5 separate regions of the Mus musculus genome follow, and regions 1, 3, 4 and 5 are each linked to region 2. The links are chromatin loops, found by intact Hi-C in ENCODE. Cell type or tissue: left cerebral cortex. All regions are shown on one strand.

Region 1 (5,000 bases), 240 kb after region 2:
ACTTATCACTGAACCAGTATATTATATGAAATATTTTAAAAGGGGCTAATGAACAAAAACTTAACTCTGGACACTGGAGTTACTTGGTAGCAAACCTCTAGTCCACCTTCTCTGCTCTCCCAACTCCTCCTGTCCACCTACGGTTACTAACTATTTCTTTCAAGCTCTCCTTTCCTTCTGGTGGCCCTCCCCAAGCCACAAAATGCTAGATACCGACTGACTACTGCATTTTCAAGCATCCCAGAAGCTGGCTCTACTTACTATTTTTTCAGCCCATTTCCAAGGTAAATAAATCTCTGCTTTCCCTGACAGATCTTCTCATTCTATGCTTGTATCGAATATATGTCCCTAATCTATGCCTCCATCTTTTGTTCAAGTTCATCTTTCCTGATTCAACAAGTTGTACATGACAAGTTAAAATAGGACCCTACTTTCAAGACAAGAATCATAGCTCTTGGTAAGCAACCTTTCCAATACTCAAGTCTTTTGCTTAATTTTACTTTTTCCTCTTTTTTTTCTGATTAGGGAAAATAAAAAATAATACTGAATGTCAAGTCCACATATTCCTTTTACTACCAAGGGCAAATCAAAGGGGACTTAAATTCTTATATGCTTTTAACAAGGCTTAAGTTACACAGGGAAATGGAAACACTGAAGTAAAATTATAGCAGTTATAACAGGGTACTCAAATATCAAAACAATGATAATTAGTGGGAATGTGAATAAATGTACAAAGCATATCACATATAAATGTTAAACACTGCTGAATGACCATCGTTACTACTAAGCTAATAATAGTATCTTAAATTATTAACCCTTCCCGTTCCTTTCTTCACTACTGAAAATAAATGTTTTTTCAAGCTAAGGCATTTGCTGTAACACATAACAAACAACCATTAAATAGCAGTGAAAGACTACTTCTATGATAAAGAAAATCAGTGGAAGGAAACGCTGATGGTCCTGATGAGTAAAAATTTCATTTACTGGCATTAAGCTAACTGAAGTTTAAAGATTTCAGGTTCAAAGGCAAGACAATTTATCAAGCAAGTTAACTTCTGTGATTAGTATAATTCAGTCATTATGGCTGAAGCAGTTAAAAATAATTCCATACGTTCTTGAAGATGTTCATCAAACCACTTAGCAGTTGGGAGGGAAAGCTGAGAACCTCAGTGCCGTCTCGAAACATGAAATATGTTTCAAATGTGTATATTTATATCAAACAATAATTAATTGAATTATTCCAGTCATCCTTATAGCATTCCCTACCATATGAAGTGTAATTATGGTCTAGGCAAAAGCTATGGAGAAGTCAGATGGACCTGGTATCCGGTGGCTTTCAAGTCTCTATGCAATGGTTTTCTTGTTCTAAGATTATTCTAGCTGTTGAACTTGCACCTCCTCCAAATTTTGGCTTGGCCAGAATCTTTCTTTTAAAGAAAAAGAAAAGAAAATCTCTTTGCAATGAAAGAAATTGTGATCTAAATCATGATGACAAGAAACCTTAGCAATTTAAATAGACAAGCCTTGAAATAATATTGTGATCAAAGTATCAAGCAGCCTAATAAAACCCAGGTGCCTTCGCCTTATCATATGTGGTCCTTATTACCACGCTGCACTATTTAACCTACTTCCTGGGGTCAACAACCACTTTCTGTTATTAATTCCTTCCCATTAATGATCTGCTGAAATTACCATGTTTTCTGATAAGACAACTCTTTTTTCAAAAAGAAAATAAAAAAAGTAAAAAGTCAAAGTAAAAAGAAAGAGTGGGTTTTATTTTGAATGTTTCAGAACTGGAGCCATGATTGGCAAGCCTCAGAAACCACAGTGGCTTTGTACTATTAGCATCCATTCAAGGCTCTGCTACGTCCTAGGGAGGCAACCAGATGACCATGGTTAGTAGAGTAGAGTAAGGGCTCACACATTTTATGATAACAAGCAGCAGCGACATGAAAAGCATAAGCACACAAACCTGCTTTACAGCCCTAAGATTCAAATGAGAACGTCGCCCCGACAAAAGTGTATTATTGCTCCAAATACTTCATCCTTCAAAGGTCCCCGGCGGTACAACTTGAAAGGTCGGAGGCAATGTTCCCAGCTATAGGTACTGCTGCCTTTTAAAATGGGAACTAAATGTCTTAGGGAATTTAGGGAGCATAATTTGGTTCCAGAAAGATTTCACGACGGTGATGTTGAAGTGCCAATAGTTATTACATCCACCTCAACATTTGATTCAAGGACTTAGAGCAGCACTGGATTTTAAAAAGGAGGAAATTATTTTAATTTATCTGCCTTCTTTCACCAGCTCAACCCCACCCCCTGAAACATTGGTAAAAACAAACCATTCGGAAGACTTGGCACTAGACTAGGGTGAAGGACTGGCTGAAAACAGTGCAGTAATGCGCCCTTGTGTACCTTCTCCTCTGGGCGTGAAGGTTTTCCACGTGGCTCTGCTCTGTCCCAACCACGGGTTCCAGGCCATCCAAAGGGAAGGTGAGAGTTGGGCATGTTACAGGCCTCCATTTTACACACAGCTACCTACACTAGTCACAAAGACAGTTGCCACAGCTCAGTGTGCCACGAGTGGCACCCAGTGTTCACACAGCCTCCTTACAGCAGAGGGATCCGTTTCTTTTCTTTCATTCTGTTTGCCCAGATGGCAGAGGCAGCAGATTGGAAGCATTGCACAACATATCACTTAACCATACTGTGTACTCAGTAAAGAAGGAAATTCACATGACAGGCTTTATCAGTACTGTCTGTTTAAGTCATCTGCAAAGCAATGGATTCGAGAAAGCCTGTGCCATCAGTCAGGCACCGACTTCTTCCGTTAAATAAAACCATCTATTCGAGCTATTTGCAGATGCAGTCAGTGGCATTTAATAAGAACTTGTTCTACTCGGCTTAATCTATACTTCAGTTAGTTTCTCCATTCTGGGTAGCAATACTAGAGGCTGTGTTGACTTCCAGAGACTGTGCTCAGAATGCCTGAGCTGACTTGATTCAACCACCACTACTTTATGGTTCATGTAAAGCTTAGAGCTGCTCTGGATCTTTAACGAGTATGGTACACACACACACATAAACTTACATTTTCTGAAATCTAGGTTAAATTCAACAACCACAGACTTCAGCTATGGCAATGCTTTAAGTGAATACTGTAAGCTGATTTCAGGTCTGCACCACTCACTGACAGCGTCTCTGACAAACTAGCAGGATCAGTCCAGTTCTCTTCAACTGGATCTCCGTGCACAGGCATGTTAGCTGGAGCTCCCATCTCTAGATGCGCCACTAATTTAACCTTGTGCTTCTTTCCTCAATTCCCTACTTACCATATGATCCATATCACAAATGTGCAAACTAGCAGGGGAAACCAGAACCACAGAGAAGCTCAGTCTAGACCTCCTTTTCCATGTCTCTCAATGGAAATGTATAGTTCCCAAGTGAGAACTATTAAGTCTGCCTGTACAGTTCCCATAATTAGCTACTAGTGTTTTTTCTAGTCAACGCCCTGTAGGAGACAATCTGAAAAGAAACACATGGGTGACTCTGAAGAAAGAGCAGTCTGGCTTGCCGCTCACACCCAGAATCTGTGAAGCAATAGGAAGCACCTAGACACACTAAGGTCTGAGTATGCCGTGTCCTCTCCTTACCATCCCTTTCCTTACTGAAGCACCAGAGGAAAATCAAGGCATCGCCTCACTGTTCTTCACCTAATCCTTCACACTGTTCTAGTACCAAATTTCTACTGTTTTGAAGGTAGAACTGAGCTCGAGTTGAGTTGATAGAAATATGATAAATCAAAATAAAACATTTTAAGGAGAAATAATTCACAATACGAGGAACTTTAGTAATACACTTTAAAACTATGTAAATATAGGTGGTGGTCCATCTCCTGTCTGCAGCCCTCGCGCCGAGGAAGGAGGCAGGAGGAGAATGAGTTTGAGAAGACCCTTAGCTACAGTAAGGTTTCTAGGCAGCCTTGGCTACACGAGGCCCTGTCTCAAACAACAAACACCAAAACAACTCACTAAGCACATTTAAAGCACCGGGAGTTGCTATCAAATGAGGTGAAAAGAATAAAATACACTACTACTAATATACTACTAATACAATGCAAGAATGATCCGTTTGTAAAATTTCAAGAATAAATTATTTTGTTATATAGTAATTTTAAATCACAGAATTAATATTTATTTGTCATCCTACTTTGGATGAATGGATGAGAGACAGACAGACAGACAGACAGACAGACAGACAGACAAAATGAATCTAGCATCTTCACTTATCAGTTTTCACTTTGTCCTCTAACATCATATAACACCTAACAACTAACATCATCTCTTAGGCTTCCGTGCTTCAAGCCAAATGTGCTGCTCAAAACAGCCAAGTTCCATAAGGAGCAGACCCGTGCAGTCCTCCCCTTCCCCAACAGAACCCATAGTAAGATTCAGTAAGGATGGCTGGCAGAGGCCCAGCTGCAGCTACTGCTGTCATCCTTGCAGCCTGCTCAGGCTAACGGCAGGTCAGAAATCTCTAGAGTTCCAACTAGCTCTGCAGTCAGACTCCTACTTGCTGGCTCTAAACTTACCTGCTATAAAACACGTCTGTACAGCATCACCACCTATCTAGTTCTGTCAAATAGAAATAATGTGGACGTATCTCTGCAAAGACTGCTGAAATGAACATTCAATCCTCTCCTTATTCAAGCAGAGGCTGCCTACATGTTAAACGATGTCTAACAGTTAGATGTTAGAAAAAACAAGGGTAAATAAATGCACACAAGAGCATGGCCAGGAAGTGATTCAGGGTATATAAATCTATACTATATTAGGTCAAAATAAACACTGCTTTTGTGTTTCACTACATCAGAAAGCAGATAAAGGGTACCAACGAAGCTTGCTGGTCTCTACAAAGGTACTAAGTAAGACTCAGGTGAGAAAACAGTGAAGGTATGGAAAGCTCCCTGGGAGCAATCTCAAGCAGAAAGGTTAATTCAC
Region 2 (5,000 bases):
TGTCATGACCAGACATTGTGGCCAAAGGAATTTGTGAAAGAAAGCATTGAGTCTGTGGATCAGAACTCCAGCATTCACTCATGACCATTATGGTGGGAGCATGGCAGCAGGCATGTCACTAAGACATCCTTATCCACAAGGAGGCAGAGAGGGCTTACTGGAAATGGTGAGAGCTTCTGAAACTGCAAGCCCACCCCCTACCAGTGATGTCACCTCCAACAAGGCCACACCTCCTAATCCTTGACAGTTCTAACTGACAACCAAGCGTTCAAATAGCCTATGGTGTTGGGGGGAGGACAGTCTCATTCAAAGCAGGACAGCCCTGTAATGGAAGCCCTCACTTTTCCTCCCTGTTCCCTACAGCGAGCCTCGAGCCTCGGTGTTTCTCTTTCCTGCCCTCTCTTGTAATCCCATCTCACATCTCCACTTCACCGGAAGAAGGCATCAAAGTTCACACCTCCTCCTCTTACTAAATCAACAAGTACAATGGAAAGAGCAGCCTCCCCTATGCTATGTGTTGGGGGTGTCCTGAGAGTGAGATATCAAATGTAGATGGATTTAGGAAAGGGGTTTCTCAAGCTAAAGAGAGGGTGGGACCTCAGGGAATCCATGTAGAAACCCTGCAGAAGGCACAGGTCTGGAAGCAGGAATAACGGAATAAATTGTTTGAAAATTACCTCTTTCCTGAGGATCCCCCTACTCACAACCTATGACTCAAAAGCAACTATTTCCTCAAGCCCTTCCACAAAATGGAAGTAATAAAAAATAGTGTTAAATAATTGCAGCAATAATAAAGACCAACCATTCCTAGTGTGGAATGAGCAGTTTGAATATTCCTAAAAACAACACAGCTCATTATAAACTATTGGGCAAGAAATCCCTGAGGCAACCAGAAGACCAAAAAACTATGAGGCCCCCAGGTTCATGCCTCAGCTCCTCACAGCAGACCCAGATTCGATGTTGAAACATGGAAGAGCATCTTGCATTAGAGTAAAACAAGACAAGAAGAGAACCTGCCTTTGCCTGCCATGTCTATGACTCCTCCCTCTGACCACACAGGCTTCCATTACAATTTAACCCCTGTTTCTCAGCTGTGCCAGCTGACATCTTGGAGTTGCTTTCTTAATATCTGAGAAAATGTTGCTTTGGGAGAAAGTGTTACGAAGTAGCTACTCAATCTCACCTGCATCTACTTTTGTGTCACACAGAAAACTGGCCTAGCATGGCAAGAGTTTTAACATTGTCTTTCTAGTGCCCCAAGAGCCTACTTGGAAGCAGGAACCATTCTCAGAATCCTGTAGTATCAAGTCCCACCCACATCAATTGCTTTTGAATTGGTTGCACATGCTGTAACTTCTCAATTAATATATCTCGAGATTCATTGAATGCTTTTTAGCAATTTCCTTATCTATAAAAATAACACATGCCCAGAACCATAGAAGTAGAATAATTAAATGAGTTCACAAACCTTATATGCTTAGACCTTTTCCATTAAGAATCAGATAAAAAAAATATCTTAGGCACAGCTATACAGATCATTTCTGTCTCAGCTGCTTCACCTCCATTACAGTTGAGCGAAGTCAACCACAGATGAAGGAAGGTAACCAATAAAACTTTATTTATAAAACCAGACAGTGAGTTGGATCCAGCCACCTGCAGTAGTGAAAAGACCTCTGGCTCAAACAACAAGAGTTCAATAGATTTATTATAGTTTTTATCACAATCAGCACTGGCAGGTCAGGTTCACCTATTGCTTATGCTGCCTAATAGCATCATTAATTAAACTCTTAAGTACCTAACCTTGTCCATTCATCACTGGCCACTGAGGAGGAAAGAGAACATGGCAGGCTCTTTGCCTTGCTTATACATGCATATCATCTAGTGGTGGAGAGGTGCAATTGCAAGATTTTTCCCCCAGAGTGTCTTGGTCATGTTCAAGCACACTCTCACCAGAAGATAGCTCTCTCAGGCCATCCTCATGGAACAGCGATGCCCACACCATAGACACTGGTCACAGCCCCATGGTTTCAGACATTCTTCCAACAAGCCCTTGTATTGTGCTTAGAAAACAGGGTTTTTGTGTAGATGACCCTAAGTGTTCAGCGAGGAGGGAAAATGAACCTGATTATGAAAATATTTGTTAGTCAAGTAATTGTGTGCTCAACAATATGAACATTAGATGAAAATATAATTAACATTTGTTATCTTGAAGTTAGTTCTCAGCAGAACACAAAGATATTTCTCAGCATGAAATATGGAGGAGTCCTTATCCAAGATCTTAACTTTCTCTCTACAGTCTTGGTCTGTGGTCTGTGCAGGCTGCTAGTCACCTTCTGCACCTGGTTCTGATCTGTGTTCCATGATGACATATGTTACCATTACCACAACCTCATATTAAGGACAATAGTACAAATGGTTGAGAACTGGTCTCTCTGATATTGTGTAGATGTGAATAGTGAATCAAATCTTCATAAACATTCTAGACCTGGCTTTTTTTTTCTCTCTCTCTCTTATTGTGTTCAGAGATTCTGTCATTCTTTGTATTTTTGAGAAAATTTTCTCCGCCTTGTTTCTGAGACTCATGGATTTCTTTGTTTTCTCAGCTATATCCTTATAGAACCACCATTACCACCACAGCCCTTGCCTTCCACGGCTCCTGGATGGCCTGAGACCCACATCTCTATTTTCTGGCGAACTCATTTCCTGGGCATTTGGGTCCCTCCCTCCTTCCCTCTACTATGACTTAGAAGGGCTCCCCAGTGCTGCCCTTGAGGAAGTTTTCCACCCTATGTTTGGAAAAAGTCCCTATTTTATATTTCCCAACTGTTGAAGTTGATGGGAAAGTCTGGTCACAATACTCTTTGGATTAGCTTTGAGATTCTGGGCCCCTTGCCCTTCCCAGCAATTTATGTGCCTCGTCAGGTTTTCCACAGTCATCAGATAGATAGCACACTTCCTCTTTGCATCTATCTGCCTCTGGGCTCACCCCCTAAGTTTTAGGATGTTCTTGGAATCATGTGTGAAGACAATGCTGGGCGATAAATCAATGGATGCAGCACTTGAAAGCTCAGAATTCTGTCCTTGACTGTAATAGGATGTAGTGGGACAAGGAAGTCAACACTAAAGTCCACCTCAGTCAATGTAATCTGTCCATCTAGATCTAAAGTTGTTCTGAAAAGAGACCACCTGGGTTTCAGTTATAGTCCTGCATCACTTAACAAGAATATGTTCTGAGAAAGGAATCATTAGGAGACTTTGGAGGTTGGTTGGTTGGTTGGTTGGTTGGTTGGTTGGTTGTTTGGTTGGTTGGTTGGTTAGTTAGTTGATTAGTTAGTTGATTAGATTGCTTGCTTGCTAGTTTATTGAGAGAAAAATCTCCTGTATTCCATGATAGCCTGAAACTATATTCATAGATGAGGATGAATTTAAACATTAGGTCCTCCTGTGTCCATGTGCCCTGTGCTGAGATTATAAGTATATGCCACCACATCAAGTTTATGCAACAGTGGGAAGCTGAATTCAGGGCTCTGTGCCCATTAATCAAGTGTTCTACAGACTAAGCTAAGGCTTCCCTCATGCCAGGAGTTTCGTTTTGTGGGACCATCTATCACAGAGTACACTTGTACAAACATAGCTTGCCAGCCCATCAGTTGATGGTATGATGGTGTGAAACAGTCACCACACTGGTGGCAGTACAGCCTATTCATGCCACTTCCAGGAAAAGATATTAAAATAATTTACCCAGCACCCAGCAAGCTTCCAGCCTTCTTTAGCAGAAAACAAAGGCTCTGAGTTTCTGTTTTGGAGGAGCAAACACACTTCTCTTTTCTTTTTGGCATCAATATCTCTTCCAGGTACATCAATTCAGGGTTTTCAGTGGTGGAGCCTGCTTGGACTCCAGCTACCACTATCTTCCTTTTCATTACCCAACACCCCAGGGGCTTGCACCTCAGATGTGCCTGAATGTAGCACCGTGGTGCTGTCTGTATGAGAAAGGGCCTGGAATCCTTTTGAATGCTCAGTAGGTTTCTTCCCATTTCAGAATTTCTGCTTCCAAGTTCTACAAGAAAGAGATATTTTTGAATTTTTATTTGTGGCATATATCCTGCTTATGCCAGCAGATGCGTCAAAGATACCACAACTAAAATAGGATTTTTATAGGAAAACAGAATGTAGGGCCTGAATTAATTGCTGACATCATATGTACTCCCTCAGACTAGCTATTCCGAAACAACTCTGCCCCCTTCCCACATATTTTACCCCCTACCCATTCGTTGTTATTATTAAGGACACATGTATAGAAATAGGATCTTGCCTTAGTGAACTCTTTCCATGCCAGCTGCTCATTCCTCCAACGGATTTTACAATTGTCCCTTTCCACATCACAGTCAGTCATTGTACAAACGAGAATGTCCTCCAAGAACAGATTGTGACTTTAGGTGGAGAAAGAGCAGCCATCAGAAGCAGATGAACTCTCAGTGAGCCAAGATTGGGACTGTGCCACAAATGTCCTCAGGAAGACATGGGGGAAGAAATACAAATGAAGAAAAATCAAAACAATAGATTAAAGCAGAGGTGAGACTATGCTGAAGAATATTGAGAAACAGGTTTTTAAGAGATATCAGTTATTTCGTAGGTTGTATATGACCACAAATCTTAAAAGTTTGTAGCCTCGGCCACAATTCTGAATTCCCCTACTTAGGCTGAATTTAAGCCACAATTCTGAATTTCCCTACATAAGACCTAGGCTCCAAAATAGGTGCCACTATTTGCTGCCACTGCTCTTAAATAGTTCTGTATTATTTCTCTTTTTAAAGTAGTTTTTATCTTTTGAGGATATAATTACATCATTTCCAACTTTCCCTGTCCTCCTTCCAATCTCTCCCATATATGCCCTACCCCCTTTTTCTCTCACAAACTCATGACTTCTTTTCCTACAATTTCTTACATTAAACTCAGCACTTGAATGCTTTCCATCTGCTATAAGGTATTTTGGGTCT
Region 3 (5,000 bases), 230 kb after region 2:
GCTCGGGGAGACAACCTGGCAATTCCTTAGTTCCGTGTACTTAATTAACATGTACCCCAGCCCTTTTATCCCAGAAATATACTCTAGAGAAATGAAAGCATTATATCCATACAATCTTAACCTAACAGGCATTATAACGGCATTGTTGATAACAACTAAAATCATCAAACAAGTGATGAACAAACAGATTGCATGACATAAAGAAACTTTGCAGTTATAATATGGCGTCTGAGTTCTTTTGAGAAGCTGTCATAGGACAAACCTTGAAAATGTTATGCTGAGGGGCTGGAGAGATGGCTCAGTGGTTAAGAGCACTGACTGCTCTTCCAAAGGTCCTGAGTTCAAATCCCAGCAACCACATGGTGGCTCACAACCATCTGTAATGAGATCTGACGCCCTCTTCTGGAGTGTCTGAAGACAGCTACAGTGTACTTACATGTAATAAATAAATAAATCTTAAAAAAGAAAAGAAAATGTTATGCTGAATCAAAGAAGCAAGACATACTAGGACCAATGCTACATGAGCACCCACACATGAAATAAAAGCAAATTCACAGCAAGAGAAATCAGCCTTTGAAGACCAGGTCATTCTCTGGGATGGACCGCCATTCACTCTGTTTCCTAATGCTCTATGGCCTGGAGTAAACAGAAAGGGCTGACCTAAACAGAACTCTGATGAACCACCAACAGCTCTCACAGGATTGCCAGGGTCTGTTACTGATACATGCCACACGAAAGAGTGCACAGAAACAGTTGGTGCAGTTTAAGGAAAACTACTCTCCCTTTATCCCTTCAACCCTTTACCCCTTCCTTCATCTCTCTCAATTTTTTAATCCAATACCACCCAACACACTCAGAAATAAACCCAGAAATCCCGTGAAGATGGAATGTTCTAGGCTAGGGTGCATTCTGAAAAGGCTGTCCTGCAGGAATTAAGCCTAAGAAAGGGATAGCTGGTTTTATCAATCCTTAATATTGCTCTGATCCTAAATGCCATTTCTGGGTTTGAATTACGGTGGACTCTAATGAGCTATTTTTCTTAAGTCTCAGTAGATTAAAAAAAAAGTGTATATAATCAGACACAGCAAATATTCAATTTTTGTAACCATTTTAAGTAGAACAGAGGCAGTAGAAACAGGGAGGAAATAACTTAAGAATGTTACATTATGTAAACAAATAAGTCCACTTCTCTGCACACAGAGAAAAGCCTGATAAGCAAATGAATGAGTCCCAAATCTCAGCTAACCCCCAAAGTCCCATGCAAATGATTGACTGTCCTGCCACCCCAGATCTGAGCAGCATCTCCATCCTACTGATATCTTACAGGGCGGGGGATCCCTAAGGAGAGCAAGCAGTAGCACTCAGAAAAAGAATGGCTTTCCTCGTCTCCCATAAACCACAATCATTTGTAGACTGTGTCCACCGGTTAGCACAGAGACCCCGCAGTTATCAGCGACAGAATCATATAAAGTGCCACCTGTCAGCTTATATTCCCTCCCCGCAAGCTTTCAACCGAGTGAGTGTGTGGGGATGGAGGCTTCCTGACCAACGCTAAGGACACTCTAAAAGCCGCCAAATGTAAGAAGTGTCTGTCCTTTTGGTCTTTTAGCATAGACTCATCCTTTCCCCTCACATGCTATACTCTCAGTAATCAGAACTGTCTAAAAGACAGAGGAAAATCCTCCAAAGGCAATGTCCTACCTGAAAGAGAGGACAGAAGACATCTTCAGTTTCTACTCTGATGTTTAAGGTTTGACAGATTCGACACAATGCCCTTGCACATTAGTCCACTCTGAGCAGGGAGGTCTGGTGCGAACACTAATATAAAGTCTCTTTGTTCATGCCATATGGCAAATAAGAGCCTACTTCCTATAGCGGCCTCAGAAGTCCTTTCTAGCACTACATCCCCTTACCTGCTGAGGCAAAGTACAGAACAGACAATGGTCTAAGCAAACACATGTAATAACCCTCCTCTCTGTCTGTATAAAATACTAAATGGAAAGCCCAGAAACCATTCACATTTTAATTTGCATGCCTTTCTGTGCAGGAACCATCCCACTGTGTGGAACAACTACCATCAGACCCAAACGCAGCTCTCACTACAGCTTAGAGAGTATTTTTTCTGAGTAACCATGGCCCAGAAATACTGAATCATCATGTTGCAGAGTGACTGTCACAGATCTGTCCACTGATATGGCTGCCCTACTTCACTACCGGTTACACCATGTTGCAGCGTGACTGTCACATATCTGCCCACTGACATGGCTGCCCTACTTCACTACCGGTTACTGTGCATTTCCTTGCCGTGCTTAAGCATAACATTTTAGTTACAGAATAACAGGTTATATGTCAGCACTGTTTCCAAACACAGTGGTAGGGATGGAGAGGCAGATGGACTACAGCAGAGCAGACAGGGCTATAGTGGGTTTCAGAGACTGTGATAACATTCTTTACTTTGGAGTTTGCAGAAATCAATGGCATTAGGTTAAATGCTCAATGTAAGCACCAAATACTCTGAAGAGAAATAAAGACAGCCCAAGGTAACTCTGGCTCTGACTCTGCAACACTGCAAGTCTACGATCATGTCCCAATGGGTGAATCAGCCTTGCAGACTCTTAAAATAGATGTGTTTTATTTTTTGTGGGAGCTTCAGCCTTTTCAGTTACCACTGAAACATTACCTAACAGTACTGGTAACAGTACATAGCGAGAGATGCCCTCCCTCACTGTTGCTCGCTGTTCACCTCTTACTATGCCTAGTCCATGACAGGCGCAGACATTAAGACAAGTATACATCGTCAATATTATGCATGGGTTCAGATGGTTATAAGGGTACTGGCACGTGTCCTCCTCAGATAAAGGAGTATCCTATGTATCACAGGCAAACTACCTAAATTCAGCAAAAGCCTTACACAGCTCTAGTAGCATGGAGTAAATGAAATCAGGAGAAAAGAGCCATTCACCTACATATTATAAAACTTCCCCAAGAATCCTTGGGATGATAAGATTACTAACTACACATACTTTCACAACCTTGATCATGTCAAAGTAAAAGCAACAATATGGCAAGGACCAATTAAATATTATAATACAAAGAAAGGACCACCTACCCTACTACGTTACAAAAAAAAGGAAATGCTGTTTTATAGTCTAACCTAACTAGAGCTTAGCACACGTGGAGAGTATTTTGGCAGAGTAAGTGACTGAGACTTAATTAAAACTGAAGTCTGTAGAACAATTAAGGAGAAATCAGGAAATGTAAAATCTGTCCTTTGAAAAAGAAAACCTATTTCTCATCGCCTCATTATATTTACATCTCATATTATGACACTTATAAAACATTTATTTAAAAGACTATGTTCATATAATTACATCTAATGAATTCATTCCTAAACTAAAATACCACTGTCGAGGGAAAAAACCAAATAACAGTGTCACTGGTTCAGACACTTAAACAGAATCAAAAGGCTACTGCAAAGCTAATCTTCAGCTACATTACCAGCTCACTGTACACAGGGAAATGTACACATAGACCCTCAGCCTGGGCTACACCCAATTCCCTAGCTTTCCTTAGCCAATTACAATTCTCTAAGTACCTAGAGACTGAAGCAGTCAAGAGCCAATCCTTTTCTTCTAAGACAGTTTGATTCTGCCAACTCCAGGAGGTAAATGTGCACGAACCAGCACACAGCTGAAGGTTTACACTTTCTTCACCACCATCCTATAAAACCATGGAGCACACTGGGACGATCTGACTGTAAATCCAAATCGGCACAAATAACTGTAACTGCCTGTGCTCTGCAGCAGGTGGATTTTAATTCTTGGTTGGCAGCACAGTTTGTATCTCAGTTGTGAGATACAAGGAGAACATCAGGCCTTCAACTGGTCTTTATAACCTATGGGGTAGTATTTTCTTCATAAAGCTCAAATTCTTCAATCTAGCATAAAACTTAACTATGTAGCAATAAAATATTTCCTATGTACCTCTTTCTGCTTAGTAATAAAATGGAGATGATCTATATGTCTAAGTAACTTTGTAGAGAAGATTTCCCCAACACTTGAATCTTGTGTTTCAAATACTTCAGTATTTCAAATACAGAGGGCTTGTGCTTAGAAAGCACACAATTAAGCAGCAATGATGTCTCATGAAAACTAAGGTATTAGGACTTAGTGTGACATTGATGGAGTAATATCTAAGGAAATCAAAATACTAAATTATTTGGACTACAAAGTAACCAAAAACCACAATGCTTAATTTGAACAAAACTGTATTTTAAATCCTTATAAAGTTTTTCTGTGTAGCCCTGGCTGTCCTAGAGCTCACTCTGTAGACCAGGCTGGCCTCGAACTCAAAAATCCACCTGCCTCTGCCTCCTAAGTGCTGGTCTTAAAGGCGTGCACCATCACTGCCTGGCTCCTTAATCATTTTTTATGTTAGAAAGTTTGGTTATTTGCCTCTTCATGACTTGAGTACAGGGTTAGCATTATCTTCCCTCAGACTAGAGGGTTCCATTTTTGGCAGTTTTCCCCCCTAGAAACGAAGTTTTGAACACTTTCAAACGACACCACACACAATGATGATGAGCAGAAAAGCCAATACTGCATTGAAAGTAGACACTGAATGCTTAGTGGAGCAGCCTATGAGGCTACTTCACTAATCCTCATCTGAACACAAGAATAAATCTTCACTGTCGCAACTCGGCTGTCACATAAACAGAAATTTATAGATATGTCTTTAACATAGAATGTTCCATCTTTTAAAACCTCTTCCCAGGCTGGAGAGATGGCTCAGCAGTTAAGAGCACTGACTGCTCTTCCAGAGGTCATGAGTTCAAATCCCAGCAACCACATGGTGGCTCACAACCATCCATAATGAGATCTGATGCCCTCTTCTGGTGTGCCTGAAGACAGCTACAGTGTACTTATGTATAATAAATAAATCAATCTTTAAAAAAAAAATAAAATAAAAACAGGAGTCTAAAACCGCTCCCCAAGACTAAG
Region 4 (5,000 bases), 210 kb before region 2:
GAAGAAGCACTTGTAAAGGATATGTGATTAGAGACTGCATACATGTTCTCTGTAGAGAAAACCCAACTGTGAAGTTCTAAACAGAATAATAAAATCATATTTCTCCTCAGCATCCTAACCCTATATTTGTCAGAAAAAAAATTGTTTTCAAAATATGTCAACCGTGATCATAAGGGAAAGTTTGCAAATTGTTTGCTTCTAAATCCAATGAAGCAAGTATTTTTAGTAGGGCTCTGTAGACCAGGCTGACCTTGATCTCAGAGATCCCCATACCTCTGTCTCTCCAGTACTGGTATTGAAGTCATGGACCAACACAGCTCAAATTCACCACGTTTTCCAAGTGTTATAAGAGAATCTATTAACATTAAAACTCTTATCAAGGTTTATAGTTTAATAAACATTTCAAATCATAGCTTTCTTTAACCAAAAATTGCATTTTTGGGAAACCCAATGATATATGAATTTTATCTTTTGGGTCTTTCCTAGTCTCTTAATTCCTGGGTACATCATGAACCTCTGGTAGGTGTGTATAAAGAGAGAGGGTACCCACCTTAAAAAAAACTTTGTCCTTTTTTCTAAACTCAACATTGCCATGAAATACTCTCTGTATTTTCAGAGCTTCGCTTTAGGGAAGAAAATAGGTTGTCCGAAGCCACCCACCAGATATTTCAAACCTGGTCAATTGCTCTTTATCTCACCTCATCATCTTTACCAACTTACTAAGTGGTTTTCTAAGTGACTCCATTTCTCTTGCTTTAATCTCTCTCCTTTACCCCAAAGAAAATGTTCTTCTGGTTGCCTGATTTCTGGTGGTCCCAGCTACAGAAGGTGCTCTGCCTGATCTTAGAAGGAGAATTCAAAACTCTTCCAGTGCACACCTACTGAAAAAACACATCCTTCATATGAGACCAATCCTGAGAAAGTTTCCAATGTCTTTTTATACCCATACTTTGAAAAAATTATATGATGAGTTAGGTGTGTATGATATTGTGGTTTCCAGCCATACCTTGACGTGACTCCCTAATGTTTGAAATAATTTCCAAGAGCATAGTTTCATTTACTTTAATCACTGAATAATTCATTCACATACCAAATCACCCAGGAAACAAATAGTACTATTGGTTAGTTGGTTTTCTGAGACAAGGTTTCATGCTGTGGCCTAGGATGGTTCAGTACCACTACTCTCTTGTTACTTTTCTTTTCTCTAAACCATTCTCCATGCTCTGTTATAAGTTCTTGGGTCTTTTTTACTAATTCCTACCATGATAGATAGATAGATAGGTAGATAGATAGATAGATAGATAGATAGATAGATAGATAGATAGATAGATAGATAGATAGATAGCTTATGTAATGTCATTTGTATGCATATTTTTAGGGCTCAGTCTGTGGTATAGGATAACCAATTTACAGGCTTTTTCCTGAGGAAGACAGTTTCTCAGCTTCTCAGCATTTTCCTGTTGCCTTTACTCTGTGTCTTGGCTTGCAGCTTTTGTTCATCCTTGCTAGCATATTTATTGCTGTTATCCTTATTCAGCCCATGTTTAGGCAATCATGTGGGCAAGAATTTATGGGTATACCTTCCGACATTACTAGGAGATACTATATAGCTAAGCCTTTATACAAGTTTCCATTCCTTCCAAGTCCCTAAAATGTATGTGTATTTATACAATGAGAGCTAACTGTCTGTGTAGTTTTGTCTTTGATACTGAGTTATAACCAACTTATTCCATTGAACAAAAAAACATAGACAGACTTATACAGGGACCACGTCAAGGTAGTGGAAACATTGACAGACCACCATACCTGTGCAAATTGGTTAAAGTGGCAGACTACTTCCCATTCTCCATTCCATGCCTCTTTCATACACCGCCTCTTCCTTGGATTTCAGCCCAGTTATTAGTCTCTGACATCATCTTTTTCATTCCCTTTCTTCATTGTTATTCCTTTACCTGTCATATGTTCCAGAATTTGTGTTTTTAAGAGTAGAGAGTTTATTTGTCTCTGTTTATTTTAGAATTCCTTAACACCTAGTCGGAAGCCAGTAATATTTGCTAGATGGAGGGAGGGATACATGGGTCGATAGACCTTGTTCATTATCCTACGCCACCCATTCTTTTTTAAATTACTAAAGTGTTTGATTTAACCTAAGTAATCCTAAAATTAAATAAAAAAATTCCACAAGTTTATTGTCAGTTCAAAGTAAAATAAATCTATCGTATGCAATTATATCTTATCTCTAAAGACGAGTCAAATAAGAATCTGGAAAAATAATAACCAGCCTGATTGAGTTGAATAAATACCAAAATGCACCATTTATGTGAGAATCCTGCTTTCATCTTTATCAGTTGTCCCCTGGATGAAATTATTTTAGGCATCAGGGCTTTGTGAATGTGCCTAGCTGACCCAATAGTTACATAAGTTTGCTCCCTAAATCTTTACATAAAAGATGACTATTTCTAAACTCCATCTGCACATGCTTCAAATGCTATTATATGGATGATCCACAATTATCTCTGAAAAGAAAGAACAAATATTGTAGACTTCTTCACCCCATGGAAGACAGGCTAGATGCAGTCTCTGTAATCTTGAAGAGCGAGTACCTTTTCCAGAATAATCACCAAGGACAGACTTTGATCACCAAGCACCTGTTCATTTCTTTTCTCCATAGTCTCCATCAAGTCAGCCACAAAGCCCATTAGGAATGCAGTTTTGAGTTTGTCTGGATGAAGTGGTTAGTAATTAGTTCCTTTTACATTTGGCAATTGTGTTAACACAACTCAGTAGGTGTCTTGTTAATTTGTTCATTACTAGGTGGATGAAAATGTGCATCTCTTCTGTGAATACCAATTATTCCTAAATGAGGTAATTTTACCAAGACAGTGAAATTTCTTCATTCTTCCCTGGTTTAAGAATATTACTGCCAAGAGTGAACAGTTCCAAACAAAGAAAGCCGTGGGAGGTGGAGAATGGTCCCCTTCCATGGATAGTGATGGGAGGCAACTGAATTATTTTTTGCAATCTTAAAAGGAAGACCATTTCAGAGTGCGTAGGACTTTAGAAAGAAAAGACTGGGCACTTTTGGTGTAGTTATTTCTGCTTCTTATTCAGGTAGCCCTGACTCTATGAATTGTCTTTACAGGATTAAAGATTAAGGAGACATGTAACAAATGGGATCTAAGAAGAAAGGACAGTAATCACACCTTCATCTTCACAATTTGGTCATAGTCCGTGGCATGACACGTTAGTAGACTCAGACTCTCAACATCTTCTAAGAAGAGCTGCCAAGTCACATTCGTATCTTCTGGTCTGTTTTTCTCCCATCTCAATCAAATAGCTACATTAATTTTCAGTTTTCACTTAGTTGAATTTTTGCAGGATTAGCATTGCTATGGGTTAAGGATGGATTAGGGACGTCTCTGAAGAAACGCAGAACAGAATCCATTTGTATTTTTATAAAAATGGAGAGTATTTTTCTCAAATTTGCATCTTTCAATATATCCATAACACGTGTGCAGGCTTCCATTTCTTCCTAGATAAACCATGTTTATACATATTTCTCTGTGTTCATACACATATTCTCTGAACAAAAATGCCAGGGAAAATTGATTTCTACCCTTCAGGCAGCGGACTTGATTCTCAATACAAAATGAAAGGGCTCTAGCTGTCCATTCTGGGGACAGCAGATCCTGAGAGACCCTTTCTCCTACTTTCTTCTTTTTCACAACTACAGAAAAAAAAAATGTTAACTAACCTACTGACAAGCTTTCATGACTACTTTTATGGCCAGTAGAGAAGCAAAGAAAATATAATTGCCTTCATCCCTGGTAACACAGAGAACAGGTTAACCCACTGACAAGCTTTCGTGACTATCTGCAACGCTCTGGAGGAGTAAGGGAGATATGATTGCCTCCATCCCCAGTAGAAGACATGAGTCATGAAATCCCTGAGATGCCTGCTGTGAGTCTTTCTCCCCCTCAGCTACTCCAAATGAGCTTTCACTCTGCTGCCTATGACAGTCTCTGCTCCCTCCACCATGGATAACACTCAATTTCTTTCCAGAGGAGTTAGAGTTTTTTCTTAACTTGGTATTTTATTATGTCTCACATCAAAGAATCACTCTACAGAAATCTCATGTCCTAACTGGCAGATCATTTGTGTGAGCTAGTTTCACTCAATTGAAAATATAGAAGAGAACATGGACGGTATATTATATTCCACATAGATGGTGGTGAGATTAACAGTAGGTTTACTATATAGAAATTTCACAATAACCATTACTACTAATAAGTAGTGAACATTTTAAAAAGAAAACACTAATAAACAGTTGACAGTTCTCAGGTCATCAAGTGCTATCCCAGCTATCTTACTTATATTTTAGAATACCTAACCCCCATTTACAATAACCAGGAGAAATAACCAGGAGAAATTATCTAAAAATGAGGATTCTGAAACACAGAGACATTTGATATGTACAATATTCTATCTCTGTTAGACAACATTGCACTAAGGCCCTGCTTCTTTTAGTATCAATAACATTTGGAGATCAGGATTTGAGTCATATACCTCCCACTGTGTTTAGCAAGAAGTCTTTTTTTTCCAATGAGTGTAGTATCACATCAATCATAGGAATTCATATTTTAGCAGGATATCATGCATTCAGATCCTGTTTGTATAAAATTCCCTAACCCCTTGAAGGCTTCACTTCCTCTTCATTCAATGGATATAATCACAACACTCCCTCTAAAGGGTTGGGGGCCTCATGGTTAGCACAGGGTTTACTCTCTAGAAAAGATTCAGTAGCAACTAGTTCAATAGTAACCTGGAACATAAGAGTAGAAGAGCAGTAGCTATTTGCAGGAGAAATAAAATACTCTGTGCGTGAATTTTTAAAAGATGGGATTCTTTTGTTTCATTACTTCCTTCTCAGACCAAACTAGAAACAAAAGCCCACTCATCCATTCTAAGTGTTCACACAGCATGGCTGTCAGCTCATAAAT
Region 5 (5,000 bases), 130 kb before region 2:
CATGTACATGTAGCATATACTCACACAGATACACATAAAAATAAAATTTCTTTAAAATTATATAAAGTGGTGAACCATTGGGAAAAAAATACACAATATTAGTTCCCAGCTTCCATATGCACACATACACACAAGCATGCATGTGAGTGCACACACATGCGTGCACACACACCCATACTTACAAATATCTATATATAAAATCTCAGTCATAATTCAGAACAATTTGCAGCAAGAGTTATGTATTTCAAGTTCAAGAAAAAAAATGACACCAATACAAAATCATTGGGAGCTTTCTGGAATTTAATTATTTTGGATTTAGTTAGATTCTTTTGTATTTTTATAGTAAGTAACACAAAAATAATTCACTCCAAATAGTCCAAATTCAAAGACTCAATGAGAGAAGCAATTACTTGTCTGCTCAGTATAAGTTTGGACAAGAAATACTTGATTTGTAATGCTACTTATAGGAGCATATCTTCTTTATTACATCATTCACTTTGAACAAATTTATACAGAAATGAGACACTTGAAATATAAGGTCTTATTTATAGAAACAAACAAACAAAACAAAAAGTACTTTTTAAAAAAGGAATCATTATAGCTGTGGTCCTGTAGCTCTTCTGGTCTTCCTCTGGCTTCATCTCAGACAGACTCAGGTTGCATCCTGGGAGACCCTCAGAAGTAGTCCTAGTGGTTTGGCTTTACTTGTAGAAGAGGTGAGTTGAGCTGGGCAATGGTGGCACCTTTAATCCCAGCACTCGGGAGGCAGATGCAGGCGGATTTCTGAGTTCGAGGCCAGCCTGGTCTACAGAGTGAGTTCCAGGACAGCCAGGGCTACACAGAGAAACCCTGTCTCGAGAAACCAAAAACAGAAAAAAGAAAAGAAGAGGTGAGTTGAGGCTCTCCTGTGGAAACATGTGCTCTACTAAAGAAAATAAGATGTTTGGCACGGTATTGAAAGTATCACGCTCCTTAAAGAGAAAGTGGAGAGCAAAGGTCGGGATAAGAAATATAACTGAAGTCTGTGCCAGGTGCTAGCATCACTGAGAGACCCAGAAAGCAGAATCCCCAACAAACAAAAGAACAAGCAAGGATAAATTTGGCAAACCACAAGTTCTAGGAACCTACCAAATTAAGGGTTAAAAGGTGCTATCCTCGGAGACTATAGGCAGTCATCTTAGCTGTAAAAATGCAACAGAACATTTCCACAGAACCTCATTTTTTTTGCTCTCCAGTTTTCCTTTGGAAAACAATTGTGAATGATCGAAGCTTCAGCTTGAAGATCTGAAAACCTTCAATGCTCTTCTCACAGAACTAGATGTAAATGAGAGCTAGGGTCTTAGTAGATGATGCACCAGAAACTACTTTAAAACATCATCTTGAAACTAAAGACATTTATGAGATTTTCCTCACAAAGCAATACAAAGGACTATTCTCACTTAAATAACTGAGTTTTGCAGGCATAACTAAGAAGCTAAAAAGAACTTAAGAGAGTTATTGGACACTGGACAAATTTCAAAACACACTCGTCCAATAACACTCCTACGATAGATTCATCTCAAATACTCCGCCCTTTAAATCTACATAAAATAGTGAGTCCAAACTTTGACAGATTATCTGAGAAGTGTCCTGATGTCCTAGAAGTTTTTAGTGATCTTGCATCATTAGACATGTGACCTATTCATCCACTACACTTGAAAGTAAGGGTTCCAACCACCTGCTATGGAGTGTCTGAGTCTGTCAGAGATGTACATTCATCAAACATGCCTCTGACATGTTCCCTAAGCTAATCAGCCAAAGTGCACAGCTGCTTTCGAGAACCCACCCTTTTAATATGCTGACTCAGTAATAAGGAACAGGGAGCAGTACTGAGAAAAGTCCTTTATCCCTTGAAAACTTGGAAATAAACAAAATAGTGGAGTGAGTTCAGTAGACAGACTGGCAAATAGAGGTTTTCCTAATTTTCAGTCCTACACATATGAAAGGAATAAGCCTCATTATTTTATAATAGCAACACTTACTAGAAGATTCAACAGTATGTCTGGCATTATTGGAAGTGTCCTACTCTGTGGGTCTTGTCTGATTCAATCCTTAAAACCACCCTAAGGAAACAAGAGATTTGCATGTGACCACAGAGCAGAGGTAGCCTAACAAACCAGTTAAGCTGAGCTGTGTGACTTTAAAGGGTTCATTTTGCCTCTTAGCTAGAATTCATCCATCCCCAGGAAACTGTTCTACCCTCTCAAGACGATTAATCACACCGTTTTCCTCAAAAGTCCGTCATCCCCCATCTCCTCTTTTCTCCACCTACACAGCCACAACTCTGTTTAAAAGGGAGACCCAGGTTTTGAGGCATCTGAGGTTTGTGTATTTGAGGGAACAGACTTAAATAAAGTGTATAATAAACCTGGATTCATTACATTTCAAATATGTGTGTGTGTGTGTGTGTGTATGTGTGTGTGTGTGCGTGTGTGTGTGTGTGTGTGTGTGTACGCATGTGTATATATGTCTATATATGCATGTCTATATATATGTATGTGTATATATAGACAAATGCACATATTCATATATACACATCCACTTAAAGTGAGCAAGGAAATTACATAATTGAAAAATCTAGTGTTAGAAATTGAATCAGGGATCAAGGCTGAGAGGCAAGCACTCCATCACTTATCAGTGTTCCCCCTGAAAGGCAAGTGCTCCATAGCTGAGCTGCATCCCCAGCTCTCCCTAACCCCTGACTTCTTAAACTATTGAAATCACTGTATATGTATGAAAATGCAAAAGCATGTTATTTTTATTCACTGACATATTCATACACTTCTATAAATTTTTCTTTATGCTTTGGCCAAATGCCTTTTGATCACTTCTTCATAGGACAGCAGCTTTGTGAAGCCTTGGGTAAAGACAATGAGAATTCACTCTTCCTCGAGTAGGTTGAAGGCTGTAACTTATGACTTAAGTTGTTCTTTTCAGCTTTCTAGTTCAGCCTTGCAGCCATATGGTACTGTGAGACTTCTGTCAAGTTTGGGAAGGTCTATTTCTAGTTTCTTTTGTGGGGAAGGTATAATACTTCTTTTGGAACAGTTTAATTCCTTATCCTAAATATATTTCAAACCATCAAGACTCTCTGAGAAGTCTATTGCTGATGTTCTCATTGAAAATGGCACAATTTTTATGTTTCATCTCACCAATAGTAAAAAATTTACAGTTTCCTAATTTAGTCATATGGAGAACTTCATTTCATTTCTTAGATAATCAAATTGTCCGCGAACTATCGATTTACTTGTACACCAAAAGTCTCTTCTGCCTAATTAGTGAATGAGCATTAAATCATTCAGTTTTTGGTATTGGGATATTGTCTAATCTTATTGTTTATTTCTATCAATTTGTTGCCTATCTAATTAGTTTTTAACCTCTATTTCTTTGATTCTGCAACAAATATAAAAAATTATCAAATAATGATCTCTCATTTATATAATGGAACATTTGGAAGATGCATTTTCAGGTTATATTTAAAAGAGCATATGCTTGTCTCAACTGTGGCTTGTGAACATGTTAAAATAGCCCAGAGACACTTCAATATCACACCAATGGGTACTGTGGTAGAAGGAAGGCTGAAGAAATGGTCATCTATGTCCTTCTCAATGAAGCTGCCTGAGGAACTTCCTGGATATTATTTATGCTTTCCCAAACACTTCTACAAGCTGTTTTCATACAGTATCCTACAACACTTCTCAAAAAAAAAAAAAAGTTAGTTTATATCACACTCACCTGAAAACCTGTCTGTGGCTTCTCACTTTAAATGAACCAAAGGGCAAACTACTTCTTGCTGCATGTGATACTTGTCCTGTATTCCAGTTCACTGACTCATCTCATATCTTCCCTGTTGCCCTTCTGCTCTTCATGACTCATGTTCCCACAAATGGGTGTTTTGCCATCCTGATGAGAATTTACAACTTGTGAAACAACACATCTAGTCCAGCTCTGACGTTGCAGGATCGTCATGAGGATGCAGGTGAAGACAAGATGCACATTTTGACTCTTCCCAAAACCATTGTTGCAATAGTTCTTACTACTACAAACACCATTCTGAAAAAGCGGCTCCCTCAGAAGACTAGACCTATTGTGAATCACCATATTGTGCATATGGTACCCATGTATACATACAATATGTATAAACAAATGGCAAGGGTATTTAGCTATAGTAGCTTGCCTACATTACAGATATTTTATCAAATTACAGTCTGCATTTAGAAACCTAGCTTGTAATTAAAATACAACGTATGGCAGTATGTTGCTTAAACTAAAATAGCAATGAGAATCTCTACAGTTTTAGTCAATGATTTCTTACAATCCTCCGCAATCAGAAAGAGTCAATGTTTTCCAACAGTAACATCAAGCAGTAATGTTGCTGCTCTCCCTGGTTCAGAGATGAAAAGATGAAAATGAAAGAGTTGGTTCAGGTCATGTGTAATCAATACAACAGCCAAAAAGAAGAAAGGGGGAAAAAAAAGGAGTCTTGTCATTCTTGAGAGTATTTGTTCCCTCACCATACTGGATTTATTTCCTCTAGACAGCCACATCAAGCATTTTTTGGCCATATAAAACCCAACTCAGACAAATAGGGAAATTTGATGACGAGATTAATTTAAAGAATTGATCAAAAGGAAAAATGACAGATCACATAGCATGAGGTCATGGGTACTTACTTCCCTGTTATCTGTCCACAGGATATAATCAACATGGAGTTTGATAATGTCTACAATTTCTCTTCTTTCCTGTACCACATGACAGGACATTTGACAGACAGGCCATCTTTCAAATGCAGCCTCTACAGCATTAAACCTCTGGCACTTAGCTAACAATAATTCCTTCAATGATTCCCATCATATGATGCAAATTTAAGGGCCACCTAACTCGAAACCTCTCTTAAACAAATTATATGTGGAGATAAGATAAGCATACTGAGGTGGCCAATATTATTATTTTTCCATATT

Evidence for each region. A loop is a pair of places that touch in the nucleus more often than their neighbours do. Peaks named below come from ENCODE experiments on the same cell type or tissue, not always from the same donor. Only the 100,000 strongest peaks of a DNase experiment are listed, where the experiment ranks them.
Region 1: a loop joins it to region 2, with 2.5 times the contacts of the local background. A loop is called at or near these places in 2 of 42 quality-filtered maps.
Region 3: a loop joins it to region 2, with 2.3 times the contacts of the local background. A loop is called at or near these places in 2 of 42 quality-filtered maps.
Region 4: it touches region 2 in a loop (2.8-fold over the local background); 3 of 42 quality-filtered maps call a loop at or near these places.
Region 5: it touches region 2 in a loop (3.0-fold over the local background); 2 of 42 quality-filtered maps call a loop at or near these places.

The regions. Positions count from the first base shown.
Region 1 is chr15:51,831,637-51,836,636 of GRCm38, forward strand. All of the region lies in intron 2 of Eif3h (eukaryotic translation initiation factor 3, subunit H), which reads right to left. Among named protein-coding and RNA genes, the nearest start is that of Eif3h, 31 kb to the right of the region's middle. In left cerebral cortex, a CTCF peak has its summit at 2,595; DNase peaks (open chromatin) are centred at 2,637, 3,524 and 4,500; H3K27ac peaks cover 436 bases.
Region 2 is chr15:51,593,973-51,598,972 of GRCm38, forward strand. No RefSeq gene overlaps it. Among named protein-coding and RNA genes, the nearest start is that of Gm34503, 4.7 kb to the left of the region's middle. In left cerebral cortex, a CTCF peak has its summit at 1,882; DNase peaks (open chromatin) are centred at 1,883, 4,118 and 4,357; H3K27ac peaks cover 569 bases.
Region 3 is chr15:51,821,100-51,826,099 of GRCm38, forward strand. The region is part of intron 2 of Eif3h (eukaryotic translation initiation factor 3, subunit H); the gene reads right to left. Among named protein-coding and RNA genes, the nearest start is that of Eif3h, 42 kb to the right of the region's middle. In left cerebral cortex, no CTCF peak of the experiment used is centred here; DNase peaks (open chromatin) are centred at 2,217 and 2,608; H3K27ac peaks cover 601 bases.
Region 4 is chr15:51,387,608-51,392,607 of GRCm38, forward strand. The region is part of intron 1 of Gm19303 (predicted gene, 19303); the gene reads right to left. Among named protein-coding and RNA genes, the nearest start is that of Gm19303, 5.5 kb to the right of the region's middle. In left cerebral cortex, no CTCF peak of the experiment used is centred here; DNase peaks (open chromatin) are centred at 2,964 and 3,946.
Region 5 is chr15:51,468,350-51,473,349 of GRCm38, forward strand. No RefSeq gene overlaps it. Among named protein-coding and RNA genes, the nearest start is that of Gm19303, 75 kb to the left of the region's middle. In left cerebral cortex, no CTCF peak of the experiment used is centred here; DNase peaks (open chromatin) are centred at 2,252, 2,972, 3,626, 3,934 and 1 more place; H3K27ac peaks cover 220 bases.